2 separate regions of the Mus musculus genome follow, and region 1 is linked to region 2. The links are chromatin loops, found by intact Hi-C in ENCODE. Cell type or tissue: heart. All regions are shown on one strand. Links, peaks and the distances in the headings refer to the core of each region. The heading gives the core; the rest is flanking DNA.

Region 1 (8,328 bases), core at 35-8,034, 140 kb after region 2:
CCTCTGCCTCCCAAGTTCTGGGATTAAAGGCGTGCGCCACCACTGCTGGCTATTTAAAATTTTTAAAGGCTCGTTTTTAATTTTAATTTTCTTTATGTGTGACTGTGCATGGGCATGCATGTGAGCACAGTGCCCATGGAGACCAGAAGTGGGTGTTGGATTCCCTGGAACTAGTGTTATAGGTAGTTATAAGTCATCATCATCGGGGTGGGCACTAGGATTAACTAACTGCAGGTCTTCAGCAGTAGCAGGTGCTTGTAACTGCTGAGCCATCTACCCACTTCCTCATCATTCACGTTATTTTTGTCTTTATTTTTTATTTTGTGAGACAGAGTTTAACTTTGTAGCCCTCCCTCAATGGCCTGGAATTTATATCTGGCTGGCCTTGAACTCAAATATAACCATCTGCTTCTGCCTCTCACATGCTGAGAGGTGTGCACCATCACACATAGCATAATTTAATGAAGCGGGGTACCACGCTTGCCAGTCCTTTGGCTTCCTGTAGCGTTGTGTGTATACGTGGGGTGGTGGGCAGCGGACATTTCAAGCAAGTGCTCCATCACTGAGCGCTCCATAGCTCACTTTGGAACTTTAATTAATTAACTAGTTGATTGACTGATTGATGTTCTTTGAGACAGGGTTTCTCTATGTATCTCTTGCTGGTTTTAAACTTGTCAGTCTTCCTCAACTGCTTGAATAGCTGAGATTATAGGCCAGTGCCACCAGGCCTTGCCACAGGAGATTATTTTCTTAGCTTCTCTTCATTTTTGAGACAGGGTCTCACTATGTGGTTCTTGCTGTCCCAGAGCTGTCAGTGGAGACCAGGCTGGCCTTGAATTCACAGAGACTTGCCTGCCTCTGCTTCCCAGATGCTGGGATTGCATGTGTGCACTGTCACACCTGCCTCTTGGTGTCATGTTTGGGCTCATGTTTCACTGTATACACACAGTTGACCAGTGTGTGTACACACAGTTGACAGTGTGTCTTCTTGTTGCTGTTTGCATTTTGTTCGTTTGGTGTGGGAGCCCAGGTAGGCATGTGCTCTTGTTCTGAGCTGTCTGTCTCCAGCTCTGGTTGGTTTTATGTATTCTGTTTAGGGGGAAGAGATAGTTGTGAGCTAGTATTACCTGTTCATTGTTTTTAATTTTGCTTTTGTGTGTGTGTGTGTGTGTGTGTGTGTGTGATTTTCCTGTATGTATGTGTATCTGTGTGTCAATGTGTGTGCCTGGCTCTCAGGAAAGCCAGAAGAGGGTGTTGGATCCTCTGAGACTGGATTTACACACAGTTATGAGTTGTCATGCGGGAGCTTGAACCTGGGTCCCCTGGAAGAGCAGACAATGCTTTTATTGTTACAAGATTTACTTTAAATTTATTTTATATGTGTGTGTGGGTTCTCCAGTGCTTTCAGCTGCTGAGCCACCTCTCCCTCCACCCAGCAGTGTACATCCTTTTAAATGTTAGAGAGAATTCATCCGTGAACCTATCTGTGCTTGGACTTTTCTCTGTAGTAGTTTAATTTTATTTTTAATTACTAATCCGATGTTAGTATGGACTTTTGTAGTACGGGGGCTTTTCAGTAGTGTTTGACCTTCAGTAAGACATTACATGTTGGGGTTGGGGATTTAGCTCAGCGATAGAGCCCTGGGTTTGGTCCTCAGCTCTGAGGGAAAAAAAAGAAAAGAAAAAGGGCGGGGGGAGATATTACATGCTCATGTTCGTAGGTGTGTGTGTTCATGTGCATGTGTGTTCCTGAGTCTGCGTGTTTGTGTACGTATGTCATGGTGTGCATGTGGAACCCTAATATCAACCTCTGGTGTTGCACTCAGGAGTCATCCACCTTGTTTTTGAGGTGTTCATTCACCGGCCTGGAGCTCACCAGCTGGATGAGGCTGGCTGTCCAGCAAGCCCCAGGGCCTGCCTATCTCTGGCTCCCTGGAGCTGGGTTTACAGGCACGTGCCACCACCATACCTCACCTTATTTTTTTTTTTTACATAGATTCTGGGGATGGAACTTAGGTCCACCACATACCTGCAAACTAGTCACTTCGCTGGTCGATCTGTCGTTCCAGCCCAACATTAAAAGTTTTTGAAAGAGCATAAGCCATGGAGATAGGTAAACCTAGGTTCCGCTGAGATGTAGCGTCCGCTGCCTGCAGACTTCAGAGGAGGCTGACTCAGCGTTGGGAAAGGCGTGCAGAGAGCTCAGGGCCTAGCAACAGCCTCTGACCAGTTCTAACAATGACTCCACAGCTTCTTTTTCCTCTACCTTTTGGCCACAGGGCTCTGTGCCATTTCTGGTCAGTGCCACCTCTGGTACCACCGTGCTAGGGGCCTTTGACCCCCTGGATGCAATTGCCGATGTTTGCCAGCGACACGGACTGTGGTTCCATGTGGATGTGAGTGAGACTTGGGTCACGGGGGTAGGGTGGGCTACGCTGAGGCCAAGACCCACGCTGTTCCTCCTGCTCCACAGGCTGCCTGGGGTGGGAGCGTCCTGCTGTCTCGGACACACAGGCATCTCCTGGATGGGATCCAGAGGTGCATATGGCCTCCCTCCCAAACCCCTCCCTTCCAACCCTTGGTTCTCAGGATAGCCACAAACAAGGGAGCCTGGGGAGGGTGAGATGGGACACGGACAGATGATTGATTTTGGATTAGAGGGAGGGTAATTATGGGAATTCTTCCTGGCTGTAGGGGAAGGGTACCCTTGACCTTGATCTTGATTGGAGGAGCCACTGACCCAGCTTTGCCTTGTCTTACCCAGGGCTGACTCTGTGGCCTGGAACCCTCACAAGCTTCTCGCCGCAGGGCTGCAGTGCTCCGCTCTTCTTCTCCGGGACACCTCGGTGGGTCTGCCCTGGTTCCAGACCCCAGCCTTCCTTTCTCTAGACCCTAGTTTATCTGTCTCACCAGAGAGTTCTGGGCCTTAACGTGCTCCCTTAGCTCTCCCAGCCGAAGCCACACCTCTCTGACCACCCTAACCCCGTGTTGAGCTCCATGTGCCCAGGGAATTGTTTCCATGGGACAGAAAGGATTTCTGTCTTGTTCTTATGGTCGGAGGGATCTGGGGCGGAATTTGGGAAGAGCTCTTGTGTTGGCAGGCAGCTGCCTCAGTGCTGCTAACTCCAGGGAGGAGAGAGGAGACTGAGCTGAGACCCTGCTGCGTAGCGCCTCAGGACGACCTGCTGATAGCTTCCTCCCCACAGAACCTGCTCAAGCGCTGCCATGGATCCCAGGCCAGCTACCTCTTCCAGCAAGACAAGTTCTACGATGTGGCTCTGGACACCGGAGACAAAGTGGTGCAGTGTGGCCGCCGCGTGGACTGTCTGAAGCTATGGCTCATGTGGAAGGCACAGGGTGGGCAGGGGTTGGAGCGGCGCATCGACCAGGCCTTTGCTCTCACCCGGTAAGCATGAAGGACCCAGATCGCCTTCTCTTCCACTCTCCATGGCCTTCCTGGGGCCTCTGTAGGCCTCCCCCGCCTCCCTGTTGCCTCCTTTCCCCCATGTGTGCTTTCTTACCCTTTCCCCCCAGGTACTTGGTGGAGGAGATTAAAAAGCGGGAAGGATTTGAGTTGGTAATGGAGGTAGGACTCCTGGCTCCTTTGAATGCCTCTCCCAGCCCCCACCTTGTTCCAGACATGAAGCCTCATAAAGGACCAGGAGCAAAGACAGGGAAACAACCCCTTCTTTCCTTCCTTCCTCCCTCCCTTCCTTCCCCAACTCATGCCTCCCTCATCCCTCCCCTCAGCCCGAGTTCGTCAACGTGTGCTTCTGGTTTGTGCCTCCCAGCCTTCGGGGGAAGAAGGAGAGTCCAGATTACAGCCAAAGGCTGTCTCAGGTAGTCTAGTCTTTGCCCTCTGGTAACCCAGTTCCAGGAACTAAGCAGCAGGTATGTTTCTGCCCTCTGCTGGCTCTGCCTGGTATTGCATATTCCTGCCTATTGAGATGGCAGGCACCTCCTTACCCTCATTTTTAATGGGGGGCAGGTAGGGAGAAAAATATATTTCTGGAAAGAAAGGAAACAGAGATGGGGTTACCAGAGGAAGTCACCAGCGTGCACCACGCAGATGTCTGTGCTGGAACTAAGGCCAAAGACAGATCAGGAATAGCTCATCATCCCAGATAGGCTTGCAGAGGCAGGGGGATATGTTATATCCTTACTCCTAAGAATGGGTTAGTGCTGGCAGCCTCAGTAACCTGCAGGAACATCAACGCCCTGCCCTCCTGGGGCTGTCACTGCAGAGGTGGTGTCCCCTGTGTACACTTGTGTTCAAGGCGGCTTGGTAAGTTACCTCTAGATTACATGGCACAGCTCAGAAATATGCCGGGAACTAAGGGGGGGAGAAGGTATTGAGGCTGGGAGTAGCAGTGCTGAATATCAGAGACAGGTCTGGCTCGGTGGTTCCCAGCTCCAACTTTCCTAGAGAGAGGAGACAGAGGAAGAAAGCAGGGTTCGGAGAAGGCCACTCAGGTTACATGTGGTGGGAAAGGAGTGTGAGCAGTGAGTGTGCCGCAGAGGTGTGGGGACGGCGCAGGGAGCTGGGCCGGCTGCTTCAGCTCTCCCTCTGCTACCCACAGGTGGCCCCTGTGCTCAAGGAGCGCATGGTGAAGAAGGGGACCATGATGATTGGCTACCAGCCCCATGGGACCCGGGCCAACTTCTTCCGAATGGTGGTGGCCAACCCCATACTGGCCCAGGCCGATATAGATTTCCTTCTGGGCGAGCTGGAGCTCCTGGGCCAGGACCTGTGAGCTGCTTCTGCTCTCTGCCCCACCCAAGCTCTGCGTAGTCTCCTGGGTTCTCAAAATCGACCTTTCTAGGAAACAGTGGCCTTGACTGTGTGTGCTCCCACACACTCACTCTCCCAGCTAAGTATTGGCTGTCAGGAAGGTGTCTAAACACACTACAGTATGTTCTTACGAAATATGCTTTTATTAAGTTGGGCACAGGGGCACACACCTTTACTACCAGCATTGGGGGGACAGAAGCAGCCAGTTTGAGGCCAGCCTGGACTACAGAGCTGGGCTACACAGAGAAACTGTCTCAAAAAGAAAAAAAGAAAAGAAAAAAAGAAATATTTTTCATTAAAATTATGTTTATAAAGAATTTTTATTAATATGAGAGAAATGGTACAATGTATTGAAAAGCTGGATATGAGTTTATGAATCACAGTATCTGAGTTAGGCTAAAAATCACATAGGAAAAGGCTGTCGGTGGAACTGTGCCAAAGGTCAGCAGTTTTCCCTGGAACGGGATATTAGGTTATTCCCAAATCAACCTCTCAGACCTTTTGTGCTTCCCCATTTTATTGTGTAACAACATCACATACTTCTGAAATAGGACAATAAAGCTGCGGTTTCCATTATATTTTGGTATGTTTTAAAGCTTTATTTCTAACTAAACAATAGAGAACTTGAAGCAAGCAAACAGAAAGTACATGAGAGATATCGTCTCTACTCAGAATCGTAGTGGGAGAGACGCCTCAGGGTGGGGTCAGTCATATGTAATAGCACCTTGGGATATCAGAAACAAAACAGGCAGGCATGGCACCTTTAAACCCAGCACTGAGAGGCAGAGGCAGATAAACCTCTGTGAGGTCCAGCCAGCCAGAGCCACACAGCGAGACCTAGTAAGAAGGAAGGAGGAAGGAAGACAGGCCCAGATTTTATCTGGAAATAAGAACCCCATCTTCTTACCTCCCCTAGTGTTTTGAAACTGTCTCACTCTGTAGCTCAAGCTATCCTTAACTCACTGTGTAGCCCAGGCTAACTAGCTTCATACCTTCTCCTGCCTCAGTAGCTTCCTGAATGCTGTGATTCCAGGTACGAGCACCATATCTCAGCCCGCCTGCCTGTCTGCCTGTCTGTCTGTCTGTCTGTCTATGTTTTGTTTGTTTTGAGCTAGCTATATACTTCTGACCCTCCTGCCTTCACCTCTCCTGGGATTACAGGCACACGTCACTACATCAGGTTTATTGTTTTGTGTTTTTTTTGAGGCAAGGCCTCACCTAACCTATGCTGGCCTTGAACTCCTGATCCTCCTGCATTCCACATGAGTGCCATTTTTTGCTGCTATGCCCGGCCCTGCTACTTGTAAAAATCCTCATTAAAACAAAACAAGCAAACAAAAAAGAGCCAGGGTTGTAGCCTGCTCAAAACTAAGGCAACTAGACTGCTAGGCAAACGCTTTGCACAGAGCCCTTATGGGCTGAGGGGTACTTCAGTGGTAAAGTGCTTGCCGTGCTTGCCTTTACCACTGTTCAAGAGGCTCCCAGTTGAGGCTTCTGCTGTGCTTCTCGGCCCAGATCCGTGCTCCACCTGAGGACCTGCAGTGCCCCAAGAACACCGGGCAGTTGTGTTCTCCAGCCTCCCTTTAGAGGCGGCCACTCCTGCAGGTGACCTTCACAGCTCTGTCCTCAGATGATCCGGTTTCAGCCTCCAGGACATGCTGCGCTCTTGCATCTCTCAGCCACCCAAAAGCCTCAGGGCGACAGAGACTGAGGCAGAGCCGCCTGGGCCTCTGAGCCGAGATAGAACACGGTGATGATCTCTAGACTGGAATTTTCCGCATAGTACGGGGATTTAGCCTGATGGCTCAATTTTGACAGTATTCGTAGAGTATATTTTAACCACACACTCCACTACCAACATAATTAGAATGCATATTGAGTTACTTTATTTAATTGAAATTTTTTTCAGACAGGGTCTCACTGTGTGCAGCCCTGGCTGTCCTATAACTCACTTTGTCGACCAGATTGACCTCGAACTCACAGTGATGCATTTGCCTTTGCCTCTGCCTCCCAAGTGCTGGGACTAAAGGCTGCACCACTGTGCCTGTCCACATAGTTCTTTATGGCCTGTTTTCGGCTTTTTCTTACAATATACATTAAATAGTCTGTCTGCTCCTGGGGCTGTTGAGATGTCTCATTAGGTAAAGGTGGTTCTTGCCAAGTGAAATAACCTGAGCTTGAATCTCAGAGCCAACAGTTTGAAGAGAGAACTGGTTCCTGGCGGTCGTTCACTAACTGTATATGCATGCTATGGCATGGGTGTTCTTACACACACAGACACACACACGGTAAATAATTTTAAAGATGTATGTATGTATATGCATCTGTACATGCATGCACTTTTTTTTTTACATCTAGTTATGATGGATCATGTCTTAGCACACAGGAGGCAGAGGCAAGAAGATCTCTGAGTTCAAGGCCAGCCTGGTCTATATAGAGATCCAGTCTAGCATGGGTACATAATAAGATCTTGTCTCAAAAGAAAAAAAAATCCAGTTAGTTAATTGATAAGGCTATTGAGATTGTTTCATTTTTATTAACTTGTAGTTTTTGTTTGTTTGTTTTTAAGAAATTTGTTGGAGCTGGACATAATTGTATGTACCTTTAATTTCCAGCACTCAAGAGGCAGAGGCAGGTGGATCCCTGTGATTTCTTGGCCAGCCTAGTCCACGTAGCTAGCTAACTCTAAGCCAGCCAAGCCCACATAATGAGAACTTCTCAAAAAAATTAAATTAAATTAAATAAATAAATTTGTCAGGCCAGTAAGATGGCTTAGCTGCTGAAGGCACTTGCTGCCAAGCTTGATGACCTGAGTTCAATCAACAAGACCCACATGGTAAAAGGAGAAACCCCATTCCCACACTGTGACACATATGTAAAATAAATATATAACATTTAAAAACTTAAACCTTTCTACTTCAACTGGGCTGAAGGGCTTATTGACATAGACTTGTTTCTTTAGTCCTGTCAGGGTCTGCAGGGTCGGTAGTATTGCTACTATAGGGTCTGTAGTATCACTTCTGTAGGGTCTGTAGTATTGCTACTATAGGGTCTGTAGTATCACTTCTGTAGGGTCTGTAGTATTGCCACCTTTATTTCTGATAGTTGATGATTATATTTTCTCTCTTTTTCCTATTCATTGTAGTTAGAGGGTTATTGTTGTGATAGTTAATTTAAAAAAATATTTTATATATGTGAGTACTGCCACTGTCTTCCGACACACCAGAAGGGCATTGGATCCCATTACAGTTGGTTGTGAGCCACCATGTGGTTGCTGGAAATTGAACTCAGACCCTCTGGAAGAACACTCAGTGCTCTTAACTGCTGAGCCATCTCTCCAGCCCATGATAGTTAATTTTATGTGACAACTTGCTTAAGCTTAAGGGATGTCTAGATGACTGGTAAAATACTATTTCTGACAGTGTTTCTAAAGAGTTAGTTGGCATTTAAATCAGGAGACTGGATAAAGAATTTTGATTCTCAGGTCTGTACCTGGGTTCAAATCCCAGCACTGTAATTCCAAGATCTGTAATTTC
Region 2 (8,328 bases), core at 13-8,012:
GCTTCTGGGCCTTGCTGTAGACAACACAAGAATGAGTCTGGCTCCTTTCAGGCAGTTTACCCATTTTACCCAGCAGACGGCAAGCCCTCACCTGAGCTGTCGGTGCAAGTGGGTGAGCAGCTGGTGACGGCAGGTGATGGAGATAGACTCAGCAACAAGGAACGCAGTGGCATAAGGATCTCGGTGGCCCAGACACAGGGCCAAGAAGCGGCAGAGGTGAGCATAGAGCCCACTTGGAGGGCAGTGACTAACACCACGGAAAGCAATGCTCAATGAGTCAGAAATGGAATCCAGGGTAGAAAGATCTAGAAAGAAGTCAGATTATTGCTACGATGGGCATCCTGCTTCTTCTTCTTCTTTTTTGTTTTGTTTTGTTTTTCGAGACAGGGTTTTTCTGTATAGCCCTGGCTGTCCTGGAACTCACTCTGTAGACCAGGCTGGTCTCAAACTCAGAAATTCGCCTGCCTCTGCCTCCCAAGTGCTGAGATTAGTGGCGTGAGCTACCACACCCAGCACATCCTGCTTCTTTTTTTTTTTTTTTTTTAAGATTTATTTCTTATTATTATATATGAGTATACTGTAGCTGTCTTCAGACACACCAGAAGAGGGTATCAGATCTCATTGCAGATGGTTGTGAGCCACCATGTGGTTGCTGGGATTTGAACTCGGGACCTTTGGAAGAGCAGTCAGTGCTCTTAACCGCTGAGCCATCTTTCCAGCCCGCATCCTGCTTCTTAATTACTAGGAACTTCCAGGGAGTCCCAGCCCCACCTTCCATGAAGAGCAGATGCTGCATCCAAGGGACTGAGCCAGGACATCTCCTCACTGCTTCACTGCGCCCTGTCCTCCCCAAAGACCCTTTGTACTAAAAAGACAAAAGTGCAGGCAGACTAAGTCTCTTACATAAAATGCAGAATCCAACCAGGCTCAGAGGCTGCTGGATCTAGACAGTTTGGGAGACACAGGGATGGCTGAGCCTCTAATCCCAGCACTTTTAGAAACTGAGGATCAATATTCTCAAATTCCGGGCCAGCTGGGACCACAGTGACATAATGCCTCAAAAAAATCAGAGGAAAGGGGCTGGAGAGATGGCTCAGCGGTTAAGAGCACTGACTGCTCTTCCAGAGGTCCTGAGTTCAATTCCCAGTAACCACATGGTGGCTCACAAACATCTGTAATAGAATCTGATGCTCTCTTCTGGTGTGTCTGAAGACAGCGACAGTGTGTATGTGTGTGTGGTGTATATATATATAAACTAGAGGAAAAAGAAAAAGCCTGGCATAGTGGTGTAGGCATATATTCTTACCATTTGGTAGATAAGCCTTGGCTACATAGAAAATTCCAGACCAGTGGAAGCTATATTACACCTTGTCTCAAAAAATAAATTTTTTAAAAGCTGAGCCTTTGGGGCTGGAGAGATGGCTCAGCGGTTAAGAGGATGGACTGCTATTCCACAGGTCCTGAGTTCAAATCCCAGCAACCACATGGTGGCTCACAACCATCTGTAACATGATCTGGCCCCCTCTTCTGGAGTGTCTGAAGACAGCTACAGTGTACTTATTATAAATAAATAAGTAAATCTTAAAAAAAAAAAAAAAAAAAAGCCAGGCGTGGTGTTACACACCTTTAATCCCAGCACTTGGGAGGCAGAGGCAGGCGGATTTCTGAGTTTGAGGCCAGCCTGGTCTACAAAGTGAGTTCCAGGACAGCCAGGGCTACATAGAGAAACCCTGTCTCGAAAAACCAAAATAAATAAATAAATAAATAAATAAATAAATAAATAAAATGAAAAGAGAAAGTCTTTAAAAAAAAAAAGCTGAGCCTTTGGGGTGTGGTAGTACATGCAGGTTAGTCCCAGCACATGAAAGGCTGAGGCAGGAGGATTAGGAGTTCAAGGCCTGCCTGAGCTACATGAGATTCCATCTCAAAAGCAAAGCAAGGATCCCCAACCAGATGATTCAGTGGGTAAAGAGGAGTACCGCGACTCCCAAAGGTGCCCTCTGACCTCCTCAGGTCAGACAGGTATGCAAATGCCACTTTCTTCCCAAATAAATGAAAAGCTGAGCCTTCAATCCCAGCACTGGGGAGCCAAAGGCTTAGATGCTCAGCAGCCAGGCACAGATATAGTTACACCTATAACTCCAGTGCTAAGGAGGCAGAAACAAGTACAGCCCCGGGGCTGCAGCCACTCCATCAGCGAGCAAAAGCAAGCGAGAAAGACACTCCATGTCCCCTTCTGGCCTCTACACACGTGTGCACACAAATGACACACATGCAGCACCCCCCAACAGAGAGAGAGAGAGAGCGAGAGCGAGCGAGCACGAGCAAGCGCTAGATGTGATGATACCTGTAATCCCACAAGCCACCCTGGACTACATGAGATTATATGTCAAAAAAAAAAAAAAAAAAAGTCCTTTAAAAGTGTGCCTCCTGAAAAAGGATAGAAAACTAAGAGAGCTGGCTCAGCCCTCTGGGTAATCTAAGCTCAGTAGTCCGCATACTCACCAATGGGTGCAGGAACTGAGAAGGGTGGGAGCCAAGGACTAGGGTCACTATTGGCCTCCGTGTCTGAGTACAAGACAGGTCTCTCTGCCTTGCTGGAGTCCCGTCTCAACACCTCACACTCTCCTACGGGTAGACCAGTGTCTGCAGCTGCCGCCTTCTCACCTGGGGAGACACCACTGCTTTTCATGCTTCCTCCCCAGAGGTAGCAAAGGGTTTTCCTTCTGGGCACTGGTACTGTTATTTCTTAAGTTTTGGTCCCAGGGACACCCGACAAACACTTCAGAACACGTGCCTTCTGCTTCTTGCCCTTGAAGTCCTACCTGAGGCCGAGTCTTCCCCATCAGAACCCCTGAGAATCTCGAAGCTTTTTTCCAGATGGTTGTCCACTGGCTCCTCTTCAGGGATACTTCTCATGATCTCGGGTCCCTGGCTGGCCCAGACACAGAGGGGTGCTTTGGGACTCTCTTCTTCACAATTTCTTGAAGCCACCTTCCTGGCCCTCCGAGTCCTCCCACTGACACTGGAATGTCCAGGGGTACTTTCTATAGCAACCACCGCATCTGTCTTTAAGCTACGTCCCTTCCTAGTTTGGCCCCGGGTACGGGAAGCAGTCCCTCGCCTCTTAGGCTCCTCTACAAGTTGTGTGTCAGCTGAGACAAGGTCTTCCAGGTCACTGTCATCACTGAAGATCACCTGTGACAGAAGGAAAGGGAGAAACAAAGGCCATGAGATGCTCAACAACAGGTTCAAACAGCAGGTGGCACTATGGAGGCACTCGCAGGCCTCTGATGAGGTCAGAACTGACTTCCCACAGCACTTGCCACTCAAAAGCCCATGGTCTCAGTTTGCAAGAGGAAGCAACAGAAGATGGAGAGGAAGGACAACAGAGGGACAGAAGGAAAGGGAGAAACAAAGGCCACAACTGAGAGGGACCAGGGTGTGGTGTGCTGCAGACAGACGACCCTCCTCTTGGCTGGGAGCTCATCGACAAGGCCTATGCTCTGTACAAAACCATCCTCATGCCACAATCCTTACCTTGAGGCGAGTCTGGGCCCGCCTGTGGACCCTGGGAGCCAAGGGAACCTGGAGCTTGCTCTTGGTGGGGTGGACTTCTTCAAATATGGTGAAAGGGACACGAGGGCCAGCTTGCCTAGCCCGACCTGGAGGCTTAGGGGTACAAGGTGGCCCTTCCTCTTCCAGACCTTTCTGAGAGCTGTTATGGAGGGGTGGGGGAACAGAGGCTATCCGCCGGCGGCCCCGTCCAGAGCATTTTTGTCTCCGAATTTTAGCAGGCTCTAAGACTGGCAGACTTTTTACTAATGGTGGGTGCCAGCCCCAGGAGCTTGCAAAGAGTTCGGAAGTACAGCAGCTGAAGTGGGCCAGCTTTGCAAGGGCCTGAACCAAGAGCAGGTGGGCTCTCCAGATCTCCAAGCTCTGTATCCGTGTTGCCACAAACTTCAGCCCCGACGCCAGGACCTTCCCCAGGCTCTTTTCAGATGTCTGATTCAGGAACTCCAATGCCAAGTGCGTGTACACTTGAGCCATGATCTCATCAAAGAGGCTGGGAACACAAGAGGGGGTTGTTCTGTGATTCAGAGAAGCTTGGAGACTCTGTGTGAAGCGCTTGGTGGCTGCAGGGCAACGCGTCAGCACAGCTTGCAGCAGATCCAGACCCTGAGCTTTGTGACCGGTGGCCAGCCTCACTCCGGCAGTGACCAGCACCCAGCGCAGACAGACTGCTGAGAGGGCAGGGCTGGCACACAGTAAGCAGTCACAGCTGGGCAAGTGAGACAGGAAGCCAGGGTTGGGTGGTGGCTTGGTTTTCAGGACTGGGGAGGAGTTTACAGAGGACTGGATGGGACCAGGTTCGTTGAGCACAGTGTCCACCAGCTCAAGGGCAGGACCTTTCAGGAAGGGCTCCTCCTCTGACAGGGGTGGGAAACATGGGCCTTGAGCCTTATGCTTCCCTTTCTGCGTGTGCACCTTCTTCACTGAGTCTGGATGCTGGGTCACAACACCAAACTCTAGGGAGAGGACAGATCACAAGTTACAACACTGAGAAATGGTCTCAAGAGCTCTACCTACCTCAGGGCTCAACCCCACAACTGTATGCACTATTTACTTACAAATTACTCAGAGTACCTATGTAACATACAAAAAAAGAAAAACAAAAAACCAAAACCCTAGTTTTTTCTTCCCACTCAACAAGGGATCAACAGTCTAGTCCACACGCCACTCCTATACCTCAAAGCTGTGTTCCTACCTGGGTTAGAGAAGGTGCACACAAGGTGACACAGGTAAGAATATGGACAAGCTGGGCATCGTGGCACATACCTTTAATCTCCAGCCCACAAATAATCCTTTGTTAAAAAAATTAGTGTGTGTGAACATGATCGTGCCACACATACATGTAGGAGTTAAGAGAACAGCTTTTAAAGAGCTTTCTTCATCCCACTACGTGGCTCAAGATGTCAGGCTTAATGGCTCTGAGCCATCTTGTCAGCCCTAAAATAGTTATTTTGCTTGGTTGTTTTTTGAGTCAGGGTCTCCTTACAAGGCTTTGGCTGGCCTGGAACTCCTAGAGATCTGCCTCCAGAATCATGGAATAGAAGACATGTGTCACCACACTGGGGAGACATGTGTCACCACACTGGGGAGACATGTGTCACCACACTGGGGAGACAGAGACAGATGTGGTTATCTCCATGAGTTTAAAGCTCATGGTTTAAAGCTCACTAGCTGGTTTAACTAGTGAGTTCAGGCCAGCCAGGACTACTCAGAAAGACCTTGTTTCAAAAGAAAGAAAGAGAGAAAGAACAAAAGAAAGAAAGAGGCCGAAGTCATCATAGTAGCAACATGAAAATTCAGCCTGTGCAGATTTGCTCTGGGGGGGGGACCACTGGGGGTTTGGGGGACCACTGGGGACTTGGGAGGGCACTGGGGGTTGGGGGGGGGGGGGGAGACACGACACAGACAGTAATGGTCGAGCTGAAGTCAGTATTGTGTAGAACCAGAAAACCTGTCTGACTAGAATGCATCCAAACCTTTCCATATATTGTAAATGCTGTAATATGAACTCTCCCCACCAAGTTTGGGAGAGAACTTGGTAGCTTACCTGTGGAAGACTCGAGCAAGAAGAGAACCTGCTGCAAGTCTGACTGACAGAGGTCAATGTCACCCCGGGCCAGCTCCAGCTCACCCTTCAGTACAAGGAACAGGGCACACCTTGTGAGGAGGGGATGAGAACCAGTCAGTGGACTACCGTTTACCTCGAAGTCTCTCCTTACCCTTTCCCAGGCCCAGGCCTCCACATCTTTTGCCGAGTCCATAAACTGACTTACAGCCTCTCTGGTAGAAACGTTCTATACCAACAGTTCCCAACCTTCCTAACGCTGCAGCCCTTTAACACAGTGCCTCATGTTGTGGTGACCCCCAACCATGAAGTTATTTTCATTGCTACTTCATAACTGTAGTTTTGCTACTGTTATGAATCATAATTTAGATATCTAACATGCAGGATATCTGGTATGCTACCCCTATGAAAAGGGTCGTTCAAGCCCACAAAGGGGTCAGGACCCACAGTTTGAGAAGTGTTGCTCTAACAGTCTCATCCCAAATCACACTTCAGGTAATCCCAACCGAGCTCCTTACCAAGCCGCATGAGGACGAACGCTTAAGCAAAGGCAGAGAGTATACTAGTTGTCCTTTACAGATTTATCAGGCATATGAGCTTCTAACCTTGATTATCTCAGCATTTCCTGCTTAGCCTTCTCCCACCAATCTCTCTAGATATAACATGGAGTTTCTATAATCACTGGGGAATCCACACTCAAAAGCACATGGCAGGAGCCAGCACTGGTCCTCGTACTCACTGTCGAGGTATCTGCAGCTTAGTCGTAAGTTTTAGGGCCTCCAAGCAAAAGGCCTTGGCCTCACTCACGTTCCCCAGGCGACCCAGGCGGCCGACCAGCCTCTCCGAGCAGGTCAGCACCTCTGTGAGAACCTGCCATTTTTGCACCAGATTCTCACCTGCGGTGAATGAAAGACAGACATCAATGTGGAGCCACAGTCGGATTCACCGGAAACACAACAGCCATCACAACTGGTGTGTGCAATCCCACAGGGACCTGCTCTCCTCCTGACTCACCGTAGTCCAGAAAGGGCGACTCGGTGGCTGCTTTCTGAATGGAGAGCACATCACTTCCCATGAGCAGAATGATGATGCTTCTGAGGAGCTTGTGGGCATCAATCAGCGCCGTCTCCGGGGTCTGCCAGCCTGGTGTGGAAGAGGTGGGCAGAGATGATTACAACAGCAAGCCTAGACCTTCAACTAAGATAGCAAACACAAGGCACTCTTCCTTCTGCACCATGGGTAGACAGAACTAATTGAACACAGAGCTCTTTCCCTCTAAGATCCCTTTTATTCTAACATTCCAAGCAGCTGCTGGCCAAGGGATTATTACAGGGAGCAGCTGAGGTGAAAACGTTTGCTGCCACAGGCACAGGCAGGTTCCAGGTAGGTGGCTTGACAAGCTTGACAGCACGGGCAGATGGCTGCAAAGAAAAATCACCAGCACAAGAAATCATGACCATACCCAAGAAAGCCAGCAGCCCCATTCTCTCACCTTGATCCCAGAGCTGCTCACGCAGGGCACTTGAGAGGAGGTTGGACGAGAGACTGAGGTAAAAAGCCAGAACTTGCAGGGCCTGGACACGTAGCAAGTACCAAGCCTTAGATGACTTCTGGAGGGCAGGATCCCGAAGCACAGAAAGCAACAAAGAAACGCCTGCAGTTACCTAGGAAGGAAGAAAGAAAAGTCACATAAGCTATAGATGCCCCTAGAGGTCTGGGGTGCAAATCTCTGCCTTCAAGAATGAAAAACAAGCCAGGCGTGGAGGCGCACACCTCTAATCCAAGCACTCGGGAGGCAGAGGCAGGCGGATTTCTGTGTTCGAGGCCTGGCCTATAAAGTGAGTTCTAAGACAGCCAGGGCTATACAGAAAAACCCTGTCTCGAAAAACAAAACAAAACAAAACCCCAAACAAACAAACAAAAAGAATGGAAAAACAACAACAACAACCCCTAAAAAAACCCTAGAATTTGGGGCTGGAGAGATGGCTCAACAGTTAAGAGCACTGACTGTTCTTCCAGAGGTCCTGAGTTTAAATCCCAGCAACCACATGGTGGCTCCCAACCATCGGTAATGAGATCTGACACCCTCTTCTGGTGTGTCTGAAGACAGCTACAGTGTACTTAGATATAATAAATAAATCTTTAAGCCGGAGCGAGCAAGCAACCGTAACCATCAGCACAGCGACAGTGCACTCATACATACATATACATAAAGTTAATAAAAAAGAAAGAAATGTATAAAAAAAACTAGAGCTTGAACAGAAGTAGAGATGATCAAGGCTCACAGGTGATTTGGAGCAAAATTGAGAATTTTTGGAACCTACTGGATTTTCCTAGACCACTGTCTCCTCCCACCCAAACCACTATTTCCTCTTTTTGAGATAGTCATCCCAGGCTGACTTCAAAGTCTACTTCCTCCAGCCTCAGTCTCAGAATTACAGAAATGGCTACCACATCAGCCTGTGTTGCCCCCCCCCCCCAGCTTCTAACCCCCTTTTATGTATTCTGCCAATGCAGAAACTGGCAAAGAAAAAAATTAGTATCTTTACTACTAGGTGAGGAAATTTCTACTGCTCTTCATGGTCCTGAACATTCTGCCTAGATATGGGAAAATCTCAGAGCATAGATAAATATCATGAAGATCCCAAAAGATGTCCTGAGGTTGAGAGCCTTGGAATGTTCAAGTGAGA

The links. A loop is a pair of places that touch in the nucleus more often than their neighbours do. Peaks named below come from ENCODE experiments on the same cell type or tissue, not always from the same donor. Only the 100,000 strongest peaks of a DNase experiment are listed, where the experiment ranks them.
Region 1: it touches region 2 in a loop (5-fold over the local background); 4 of 42 quality-filtered maps call a loop at or near these places.

What each region holds. Positions count from the first base shown.
Region 1 is chr15:102,174,039-102,182,366 of GRCm38, reverse strand. Csad (cysteine sulfinic acid decarboxylase) reads left to right here. Exons shown (of 18, transcript NM_001359126.1): 12 at 2,280-2,396; 13 at 2,474-2,538; 14 at 2,765-2,846; 15 at 3,207-3,406; 16 at 3,535-3,586; 17 at 3,751-3,840; 18 at 4,581-5,369. The coding sequence ends at 4,754. Among named protein-coding and RNA genes, the nearest start is that of Zfp740, 25 kb to the left of the region's middle. In heart, for the core only: no CTCF peak of the experiment used is centred there; a DNase peak (open chromatin) is centred at 3,916.
Region 2 is chr15:102,311,389-102,319,716 of GRCm38, reverse strand. Espl1 (extra spindle pole bodies 1, separase) reads right to left here. Exons shown (of 31, transcript NM_001014976.2): 14 at 7,131-7,302; 15 at 6,653-6,781; 16 at 6,378-6,534; 17 at 5,621-5,730; 18 at 3,541-4,529; 19 at 2,826-3,198; 20 at 2,506-2,667; 21 at 92-305; 22 at 1-14. Among named protein-coding and RNA genes, the nearest start is that of Pfdn5, 11 kb to the left of the region's middle. In heart, for the core only: a CTCF peak has its summit at 3,254 (motif pointing right); DNase peaks (open chromatin) are centred at 3,296, 3,597 and 4,196.